2 separate regions of the Homo sapiens genome follow, and region 2 is linked to region 1. A link is a contact called in ENCODE Hi-C data. All regions are on one chromosome and are shown on one strand. The core of a region is the stretch at or near the end of the contact, and the rest is flanking DNA. Distances in the headings are between cores, read along the strand shown.

Evidence for each region. A loop is a pair of places that touch in the nucleus more often than their neighbours do. Pooled maps may share reads with other maps.
Region 2: a loop to region 1 is called in a pooled map, with 8 times the contacts of the local background. The contact joins the promoter of USP36 here to the promoter of JMJD6 in region 1. A Hi-C loop is called at or near these places in 2 of 168 maps with a recorded cell type or tissue (B cell and CD8-positive, alpha-beta T cell), 2 of 37 single-sample maps with no recorded cell type and 11 of 50 pooled maps.

Annotation. Positions count from the first base shown.
Region 1 is chr17:76,724,231-76,729,183 of GRCh38, reverse strand. JMJD6 (jumonji domain containing 6, arginine demethylase and lysine hydroxylase) reads left to right here and starts at 2,578. Exons shown (of 6, transcript NM_015167.3): 1 at 2,578-2,837; 2 at 3,329-3,717. The coding sequence starts at 2,709. It overlaps METTL23 (methyltransferase 23, arginine), which reads right to left and starts at 2,345. Exons shown (of 5, transcript NM_001080510.5): 1 at 2,006-2,345. RefSeq lists enhancers at 1-159, 817-1,445, 2,076-2,705 and silencers at 1,965-2,414, 2,525-2,654.
Region 2 is chr17:78,838,081-78,843,033 of GRCh38, reverse strand. It overlaps USP36 (ubiquitin specific peptidase 36), which reads left to right and starts at 2,220. Exons shown (of 21, transcript NM_001385174.1): 1 at 2,220-2,298; 2 at 4,284-4,447. LOC124904067 (a long non-coding RNA gene) reads right to left here and starts at 1,920. Exons shown (of 2, transcript XR_007065923.1): 1 at 1-1,920. RefSeq lists silencers at 1,733-1,832, 2,293-2,812 and enhancers at 1,953-2,142, 3,737-4,251, 4,252-4,766.

The sequences.
Region 1 (4,953 bases), core at 1,329-3,828:
GGGAGGCGGAGGTTGCAGTGAGCCGAGACTGCGCCACTGCACTCCAGCCTGGGCAACATAGTGAGACTACGTTTCAAAAAAAAATGGCCGGGCGTGGTGGGTCACGCCTGTAATCCCAGCACTTTGGGAGGCCGAGGTGGGTGGATCATCAGGTCAGGAGATCGAGACCATCCTGGCTAACGCGGTGAAACCCCGTCTCTACTCCACTAAAAATACAAAAAAATTAGCCGGACATGGTGGTGGGCACCTGTAGTCCCAGCTACTCCGGAGGCTGAGACAGGAAAATGGCGTGAACCCGGGAGGCAGAGCTTGCAGTGAGCAGAGATCTCGCGACTGCACTCCAGCCTGGGCGACAGAGCAAGACTCCAACTCCAAAAAAAAAAAAAAAAAAGGAAAGAGGCTTCTATTCTCACAGGCAATATCATCACCCCCTACATTTAGGAAGAAATGCAAGTGTATTTAAACGTGAAGCCAGCCGGGAGCGGTGGCTTACACCTGTAATCCCAGCACTTTGGTAGGCCGAGGCAGGTGCATCACCTGAGGTCAGGAGTTCAAGATCAGCTTGGCCAACATGGCAAAACCCCGTCTCTACTAAAAATACAAAAATTAGCCAGGCATGGTGGTGGGCGCCTATAATCCCAGCTACTTGGGAGGCTGAGGCAGGAGAATCACTTGAACCCACGAGGCGGAGGTTGCAGTGAGCTGAGATTGTGCCACTGCACTCGTCTGGGTGACAGAGCGAGACTCCATCTCCAAAAAAAAAAAAAAAAATCCGTGAAGCCAGATTGGGTGTGGTGGCCAATGCCTGTAGTCTCAGTTACTTGAAAGGCTGAGGTGGGAGGATCACTTGAGCCCAGAGGTTGAGGTTGCAGTTAGCAAAAAAAAGTGAAGCTGTTTGGAAACAATCAGAAATAGCCTCCACTCCAGTCTTTTTTTTTTTTTTTCTTCTTGACAATGTCTTGCTCTGTTGCTCATGCCTGAGTGCAGTGGCCTGATCATAGCTCACAGCAGCCTCGACCTCTCGGGCTCAAGCAATCCTCCCACCTCACCCTCCGGAGTAGCTGGGGCTACAGGCACAAGCCACGATGCCTAATTTTTCTACTTTTTGTAGAGACGTAGTATCACTATATTGCCCAGGCTGGTCTGGAACTCCTGGTCCCAAGCGATCCTCCCGCCTCCGCCTCCCATTTAACTTCTCTAAAGCTGTTTCTTTAGCATGGGACATGCCTCACAGGCTGGTGTTAAAACCAAATGAAATACTGCAAAGTGAAAGTGCTTTGAAAAACCGAAGACAGGCAGGGCATGGTGGCTCACTCCTGCAATCCCAGCACTTAGGCAGGCGGGAGGATCACTTGAATCCGGGAGTTGGAGGTTGCAGTGAGCTGTGATCGCGCCACTGCGCTCCAGCCTGGGCGCCAGAGCGAGACAGTGTCTCAAAAAAAAGAAAAGAAAAAGAATTATTATTGAGAGTTTTGTTGTAGCTGTGAGCTTAGAGGAAGAAGCGAGGTCCAACCCAAGAAACACTTTGGGCACCAAATAAAACTGGAAACCCTGATCCCAAAACTCACACAAAAGTGAGAGATAAGGATGAATCAAGAAACCCTTGGACAAGATCAAAAGAAGCATTAGAGGTCAGTCAAGAATGTCACTTTCCTGGCAGGAAAGATTCGATGTGGAGAAAGCCGGCCCGGCGCAGTGGCTCATGCCTGTAATCCTAGCACTTTGGGAGGCCGAGGCAGGAGGATCACTTAAGCTTACAGTTCGAGACCAGCCTGACCAACATAGTGACCAGGGTCACTTCTTGGCAGGGTCTCCAAAATTCTTACTGAGAGACATTTAATGCACCGAAGGGCTTCATATCCGACGTTTTTGCTCCGGGGGTCAACCTAAAGCAGGAAGCTGCGCAGCTGAGCGTCCGCACCCCCGGTCCCTCAGGAACCCAGCCAAGTCAGCCGACATCCGCTCCTGACCTCAGGCGCCTCCTGGCGGGTGCTGCTGCACGCACCTGCGGGACGTGGACCTCCAGGACAGCCCCGTCGGCCCCCGGACCCGGCTCCTCCGAGAATCGAAAGCGCTGGGCCCGGACCCCCTGTCCTCGGAAATCGTGCTCGCCCAGTAGGGCGTCGTTGGGCCCCGGGCGGGCGGGGGACCGCGGAAGGCTCCGGGCTGCCAGACTGCGCGAGCGGGAAGCCGCGGGCCACGTGGCCGTAGCACCTGACGGCAAGAAGGGGAAAGCCCAGATCTGGTGATAACCCTGCCGCGCTGCGAGCGAAGAAAGCCCGGAGCAAGGCGAAAGAGACTCACACGCGCAGAACTGGCAACGGGCGGCTGGCGCGACCGGAAGTGATGGGCACAGCGGCAGCGCGGGAGGGGAGGGGCGGGGCGGGGCGGGGCGGTGACGCAGCCGACGTGACCTTCCCAACATGGCGGAGGCCCGCCGTATGTGAAGGAGTACCCCAGGGGAGCCAAAGCCAATGGAAAACCGCGAGAGGCGTCGGGGCGGGGAAGACGGCGGCCGCTTGCCCAACCCGAGGCTCGGGAGGTGGCTGGGGAGTGAATTTTCTGGAAGGCGACTTTAAAGGCGCCGGGACTGAGCGAAGGGCGTTTGGGTACTGCCGTCGCCGCCGCCCAGGCCGGGGAGGGGTGCGTTAGTGTCAGGAAGCGGGCTGCGCCGAGGTCGTAGCGGAACCAGCTGGCGACCCCGCAGAATGAACCACAAGAGCAAGAAGCGCATCCGCGAGGCCAAGCGGAGTGCGCGGCCGGAGCTCAAGGACTCGCTGGATTGGACCCGGCACAACTACTACGAGAGCTTCTCGCTGAGCCCGGCGGCCGTGGCGGTGAGCGGGTCGGGCGGGGGTGGCCAGGCCGGGCATCGGCACCTCCAGCCGCTACGCACCTTTCTCTGGGCCCGAGGCTGCCCTCGCCCCGAGCGCCCGGGACCTCGTAGAGGCTCACCCGCACCCCGCGGAGTTTGGGGTCCCCGAGGCGCGGATTCCGGGGCGGGTCTGCTTCCTCCCGTGCTGTGGCCGCCCGTCTGCTCTGGCGGACGACGGGAGTCCCACGCCTGTGGCGCTCTCAACTAGAAGGCCCGTCGTCCCTGACTCCTTTGGGCGGCGGGTCCCCTAGGGGACCTGGCTGTCAAGGCTCATGGGGGGTGGCTCTAGGAACGACGTGGCCTCACGCACGCGCCCTGCCCCCACCCCGGAGGAGCCAGACGAGAGTCAACTTCCTTCGGTTTGTCATTACCAGTTGGCCTTGGGGACACCCTTATCTGCCACTGGACTTTTTTTTTTTTTTTAACTGGACAGGTCTTTTTTAATTCCCTCAGGATAACGTGGAAAGGGCAGATGCTTTACAGCTGTCTGTGGAAGAATTTGTGGAGCGGTATGAAAGACCTTACAAGCCCGTGGTTTTGTTGAATGCGCAAGAGGGCTGGTCTGCGCAGGAGAAATGGACTCTGGAGCGCCTAAAAAGGAAATATCGGAACCAGAAGTTCAAGTGTGGTGAGGATAACGATGGCTACTCAGTGAAGATGAAGATGAAATACTACATCGAGTACATGGAGAGCACTCGAGATGATAGTCCCCTTTACATCTTTGACAGCAGCTATGGTGAACACCCTAAAAGAAGGAAACTTTTGGAAGACTACAAGGTGCCAAAGTTTTTCACTGATGACCTTTTCCAGTATGCTGGGGAGAAGCGCAGGCCCCCTTACAGGTAAAGTATTCTGCAGCTAAGTGGTTAAAATCCTTTTCTTTTTTTTTTTTTTTTTTTTTTGAGACAGAGCGTCACTCTTGTAGCCCAGGCTGCAGTGCCGTGGTGCGATCTCGGCTCACAGCAACCTCCATCTCCCGAGTTCAAGCGCTTCTCCTGCCTCAGCCTCCTGTAACTGGGATTACAGGCATGCGCCACCACACCCAGCTAATTTTGTATTTTTAGTAGAGACGGGGTTTCACCATGTTGGTCAGGCTGGTCTCGAACTCCCGACTTCAGGTGATCTGCCCGCCTCGGCCTCCCAAAGTGCTGCGATTGCAGGTGTGAGCCACCGCGCCCGGCCTGTGGTTAAAATCTTATCTACAACAGCATTTGCTCGCTGAGTTCAGTTGCTAATCTTTTTTGGAAACAGTGAGTACTCCCTCGGCTGTACATTGAACTCATTTAGGGGGCTCCTGAGGCCTGCCTGGGCCCTACTGGGGAGACTGATTTAATTCGGGTGATGCCTGCGCATCAGAATTTCTGAAAGCTCTTCAGGTGACTTGAATGTGCAGCTATGGTTGAAGCACTGATCTCTAAGGGAGGTTTTAATAAAGTCCAGCAATAAACCACATTAGTGATTTTTCTTTTTTTTTCTTTTTTTTTTCTTCATTGAGATGGAGTCTCCCTCTGTCGTCCAAGCTGGAGTGCAGTGGCGCAATCTCAGCTCACTGCAGCCTCCGCCTCCCGGGTTCAAGCAATCCTCCTGTCTCAGCCTCCTGAGTAGCTGGGATTACAGGTGCCCACCACCACACCCGGCTAATTTTTGTATTTTCAGTAGAGATGGGGTTTCACCGTATTGGTCAGGCTGGTCTTGAACTCCTGACCTCAGGTGATGCACCCACCTCTGCCTCCCAAAGTGCTGGGATTACAGGCGTGAGCTACCGCCCCAGCTGATTTTTCTTATTTTGTTAGGAATCAGTCCATGAACAATGCACCCAGTGTTTCTGTGTACCAGAATTTATATAATCTCTGAAATAAAGATGACATATCACATAAAATTAAAACCTGGCCAGGTGCGGTGGCTCAAGCCTGTTATTCCAGCACTTTGGGAGGCCGAGGCAGGTGATCACTTGAGGCCAGGAGTTCGAGACCAGCCTAGGCAACATGGTGAAACCCTGTCTCTACTAAAAATACAAAAATTAGCCAGGCGTGGTGGTGTGCGTCGGTAATCCCAGCTACTCAGGAGGCTAAGGCAGG
Region 2 (4,953 bases), core at 971-3,470, 2.1 Mb before region 1:
GCAACACACCCACCCCCGCAGACCTGAGGGTGGCTGCAACTGTCAGCCACACCCAAAGAATGCAGGGCAGGCTCACTGTGGATAAATGTTTATGAAAGAACCACATGGAAATTGAAATATTTGAGATGAGACTGAATGATCTCTAAATCCTAAAAGAGAAAACTAGAGAAACATTAAAGATGAAAGAATAAAATATTCTGTTATAGAAAGCTGTAACCAAAACGGATCACATTAGAACTTACCTCAAGAAAAAGGTGCATTAACAGAATAGTTGTATTGTCACCCAAAAATTACCTGGTCCGCTCCCTGCCTGGGAGGTCAAGGTAAGATGGACTCAATTCCTCTCCTGGTTTCACAGCCTGTAGAAGATGGCTGAAGATTTGGGCTAATTTCGTGAGAGACCTACGTTGCATTTCTTTCTTTTTTTTTTTTTTAGACCAAGTATTGCTCTGTTGTCCAGGCTGCTGGAGTGCAATGGCACGATCTCAGCTCATTGCAACCTCCACCTCCCAGGTACAAGCGATTCTCCTGTCTCAGCCTCCCTAGTAGCTCGGATTACAGGCGTGCGCCACCATACCCAGCTAATTTTTGTATTTTTAGTAGAGACAGGTTTTCACCATGTTGGCCAGGCTGGTCTGGAATTCCTGACCTCAAGCGATCTGCCTGCCTCGGCCTCCCAAAGTGCTAGGATTACAGGCGTGAGCCACTGTGCCCTGCCTTTTTTTCTTTTCTTTTCTTTTCTTTTGAGACGGAGTCTCGCTCTGTCGCCCAGGCTGGAGTGCAGTGGCGACATCTCAGCTCGCTGCAACCTCCGCCTCCTAGGTTCAAGGGATTCTCGTGCCTCAGCCTCCTGAGTAGCTGGGATTACAGGCGCCCACCACCACACCCAGCTAATTTTTGTATGTTTAGTAGAGACGGGGTTTCACCATGTTGGCCATGCTGGTCTCGAACTCCTGACCTCAGGTGATCCGCCCACCTTGGCCTCCAAGTGTTGGGATTACAAGGGTGAGCCACCGCGCCCAGCCCAAGGATTCTTACAGATAGGGCATAGTCTCAGCATCAGACTAATATGGTTATCTTGTTTGCTTTTTTCAAAAAACACCAGCGCCCAGGTAATAAATACAAGGTGAATTTTGTTCCAAGTACATCTAGCCTCTCTCCCCATCTCCAGTCCCTGCTTTAGGATCCGTGGGGAGGGCATGGAAATTCGTTTTGGGTTGTTTACCTGTGACTTCACCCTACTCATCATTCCTACTTACATCAAAAAAGACACAGCAGATACGACTGTGTTTGCAAAGTTCTGCCTTTTGGATAAAGTAGTTTATGCCCATCCTGTGCTTCTCTGAGTTTCTGAGGTCAGGCCAGGAACCAACACTCTCAACCTGCCCAAGGGAATGGGGAGGAAGCCAGCGAAGTTGCCTCAGATCAAGAGGATTTTTAAAAATACTGCAAAAGAAATACGTGCTCACAAATACTCAGCTAAAACCTTCGCAGAGCTGTCAGAGGACAAAGCTTTTGGAGGGAGTGGGTGGAGCTAGAGATTGCACAGCCGCCACCAGCCTACAAAGGTCAAATCTCACACTCTCAGATCCCTAATTCCGAAGAGCCATTTCCTCGGCAGCCCCAGGCTTTGGCCGATCGCTCCCAGATCCCTCCCTCCCCAAACTGCAGGTGCTCCGCGTGTGGGAGTCACGGATGGCCCCAGAGCCCGGGACGTTAAGGCCGAGCGCCCGCGCCTCCGCTTCTCCACAGCCACCTGACGGCCAGGGGCAGGTGGGGGAGCCCAGCCTTCTCCCTGCCCGGGAGACAGCGCGGGAGGGCTGTTGCAGGGGTGGGCAAAGTCCCTCGAGTCCCCGTTCTGGGGCGGGGGCGCGCGCCACTGTCACACTTCAGGCGTCCGCCACGCCGCCAGGTGTGCTCGGCCGACCCGGAAGTAGCGGCACCTCTAGTGCGCTGCGGAGACGTCACCCTGCCGCGGCACAGGGGCGGGAGCGCCTGTGGCTCTGCGCACTTGCGTCATCACGTAGGCTGGCGGGGTCCCGTGATGGGGAGGTGACGTAGGCGACACGGAAGCGGCGGTGGGCGGGGACAGGGAGTTAGCGGAATCTAGCCCCGCCTCTTAAAGCCTCCCAACCCTTTCGGAGTTAGCGCAGCGCGAACGCTGGGTGCGGCGCCTTTAAGCGTCGCGGTGACACGTGTGTGAGGCGCCGGAGGCCCGGATGGTGCGCGTGCTGGGCCGCGGGCCGAAGGAGTCGCCAGGGCTGCGTAGGCTTGTGGCGCGCCCGCGGAGAGGCCGGGGTAGGCTGGGGTCGGGTCGGGGCGGTGCGCAGGCCTGGGGACGAGACCGGGGCGGGGGGTTCCGCGAGGCCTGGGGCGCGGGAAGGGCTGGCGGGCGCAGCCGGGACGCTCAGGGAGAACGTGGGCGCGGGTCCGCGCAGGGCTTCGGCCGTCCCCGAGGAGGACCCGGGATGCTCCGCCCGCTCGCGAGCTCGCTTCTCCAGAGCCCGGGTATTCCCGAGGAGGGTCCGGGGCCGGGCTGTCCTCGCCGGTCTCCGCCGTCCCCCGGGCTCCGGGCCGGTGATGGGGGTCGCCGGGGCCCGCTGTCTGTGCAGGATTCAGGTCAACTTCGGAGAGGTTGAAGTCGGAATCAGGGCGAGGGCGTCGCGTGCGGCCGCAGAGCTCAGCGGGGCGGGTGCGGCCCCGGGGCGGGCACCTTCCTCGTGGTTGCGGAGGAGGCCATGGAGCCCGGGGCGGGGTGCGGTTCCGATGCTGCTGCTTCTGGCGGGTGGCGTGGGGGTCCTGGGCCTGGGGCTGGAGTGGCGGCCGCCAAACCCAGACACACGAGAGGGGAGACTCCGCGCGCCCCCGTTTACGTAACGCTCGCCACGGAGCCATGCTCGGGGAGAGGTGCTCGGGTCGCTGTGTCCGCGGCCGGGCTCGGGGCAGGCGCTGCGGAGTCGCCCGGGAGGCCCCTGGAGCGCGGCGCTGGGCCCCGGGAGGCCGCTGCTTCCGTGGGCTCCTCTCCCCAGCACGTGGTTGACCCTGCGAGCGTCCGTTGCAGTTCATCCTGGAAAAGTGACTTTAGAAGGAGGAGGGAGCGGGAATGAGCCTAAATGGTGCTGGCTGGGGTTCGCGCAGGTGGAAATGTGGATGAGGCCTGTGCTGTCCTTGGACAAGAGAGAGCATCCTTCCTGAGTTGGGTAGAGTGTGGATGGTGTGTGCGTCGGAGGGATTGCTAGTGATTACAGGAACACTTGTCTCGGGCTCCTACACGTCAGAGAGCGAGCGAGCGTTGTTTAGGTTATTGCTTAATGTTTTAGGTGGAATTGGTGAAGTAGAGATTGACCTGTCCCACTTGAAAAATTGTGTTCAAAATCTCTGCATCTACATTAAGGAGTGGGTTAAGTTCAAAGTTACTTATCTCGAGTGAAACTGGGTTACATCTCCCAAGGTTCGTTTATCCCCTCCCTAAGTGGTTCTCAAGCGTTGGTTGTGCATGACAGAGTTCTCACCTTCCAGGGTAGATGTGAGTCCTAACCGAAAGCAGTGATATTGTGGGGAGTTTTTAATACGACTGGATGTCTTCACTTTGTAGATGGCTTTTATTCTGAGATCATTTCCTTACACATTTTTCGGGAGTTGGTATGCTTTTATTTATGGATGAAGTCATAGGTCTGAGATTTGCTGTAGAATTACCTGGGGATGGGAAGTGACTCAGGATGGGTCAGATGTAGTTACTGAGGCTGAATAAGGGGGGCTCATGTGCTCCCTGTGCGGTTCTCCATCTGTGTGTTTGAATGTTTTCACTGTAAACTGTTTTTACGAACCTTAATTTTATGTAATCATAGTGATCGTAGATGGTAATGAAAGAGAAAATCCACACTTAGCAAAGCAAAATTTTGGCAACTCCTATTACTCCCTGAGGTTTGTTGTTGTTGTTATTGAAGTTTTACTGGTTCATTAAATCCAAAACTTGGGGATTTATTACCTCTTACTCTTTGGAAATAAGATTAGACTGGAGCTGACTGGCAGGTGTTGGGGAGGTTTTCCTTCTCTGGGCTTGTCTGGGGTCAAGGTTAAGGTGTTCATATCGTGTGCATTACAACAACTGGTGATGAGGTAGTACGGTCCACCCGCCTCATCCTGAGTGCACGCGTGGATGCTCCTTGGACGGCTTTTTCGTGGTAGAGGGTTCCCGGTGCGCGCCGCATCCCTGGGAAGTAGCTGAAGAGAAGGCACAGGAAGAGTCGCCTCCACTGATGGTCTCCCTGTCCCTCCCACAGGCTCTGACGCCCGCTCTGCGGCTTCGGTGTTTGAACAGGCCACAGTCCAGGAGCGCTTACATTCAGGAGCTCCGCGTAGCACCTGCCCAACCAAACTCAGCCCTCCGTTAAGATCCTGGTTCCATGCCGCAGTAGGACAGCAGGCCCAAGTCTGCACATCCCAGGTGAGTCTGCGAGGCTTCTGTGTATTTTTTGATTCCGTTGAATTGTCTGCATGTGACGCAGCAGTGATTGTTCAGTTGGTGAGAAGTCTTTGATAATTCTCATGAGAAAAGGCTCTTTTATTTTCTCAAATCAGACAACTTATAATGCTTTTTTTTAAATAAGCTTCTGAAATTTCTTTACAGAAGTTTTTTGTTTTTTGTTTTTTTTTTTTTTTGAGACCAAGTCTTGCTCTGTTGCCCAGGCTGGAGTGCAGTGGCGCGATCTCGGCTCACTCCAACCTCTGCCTCCCGTGTTCAAGCAATTCTCTGCCTCAGCCTCCTGCGTAGCTGGGATTACAGGCGCCTGCCACCATGCCTGGCTAGTTTTTTTGTATTTTTAGTAGAGAAACATCTTCGCCAGGCTGGTCTTGAATTCCTGACCTCCTGATCCACCCGTCTCGGCCTCCCAAGTGCTGGGATTACAGGCGTGAGCCACGATTTTTTTTGTTTTAAAGATGGGGTCTCAC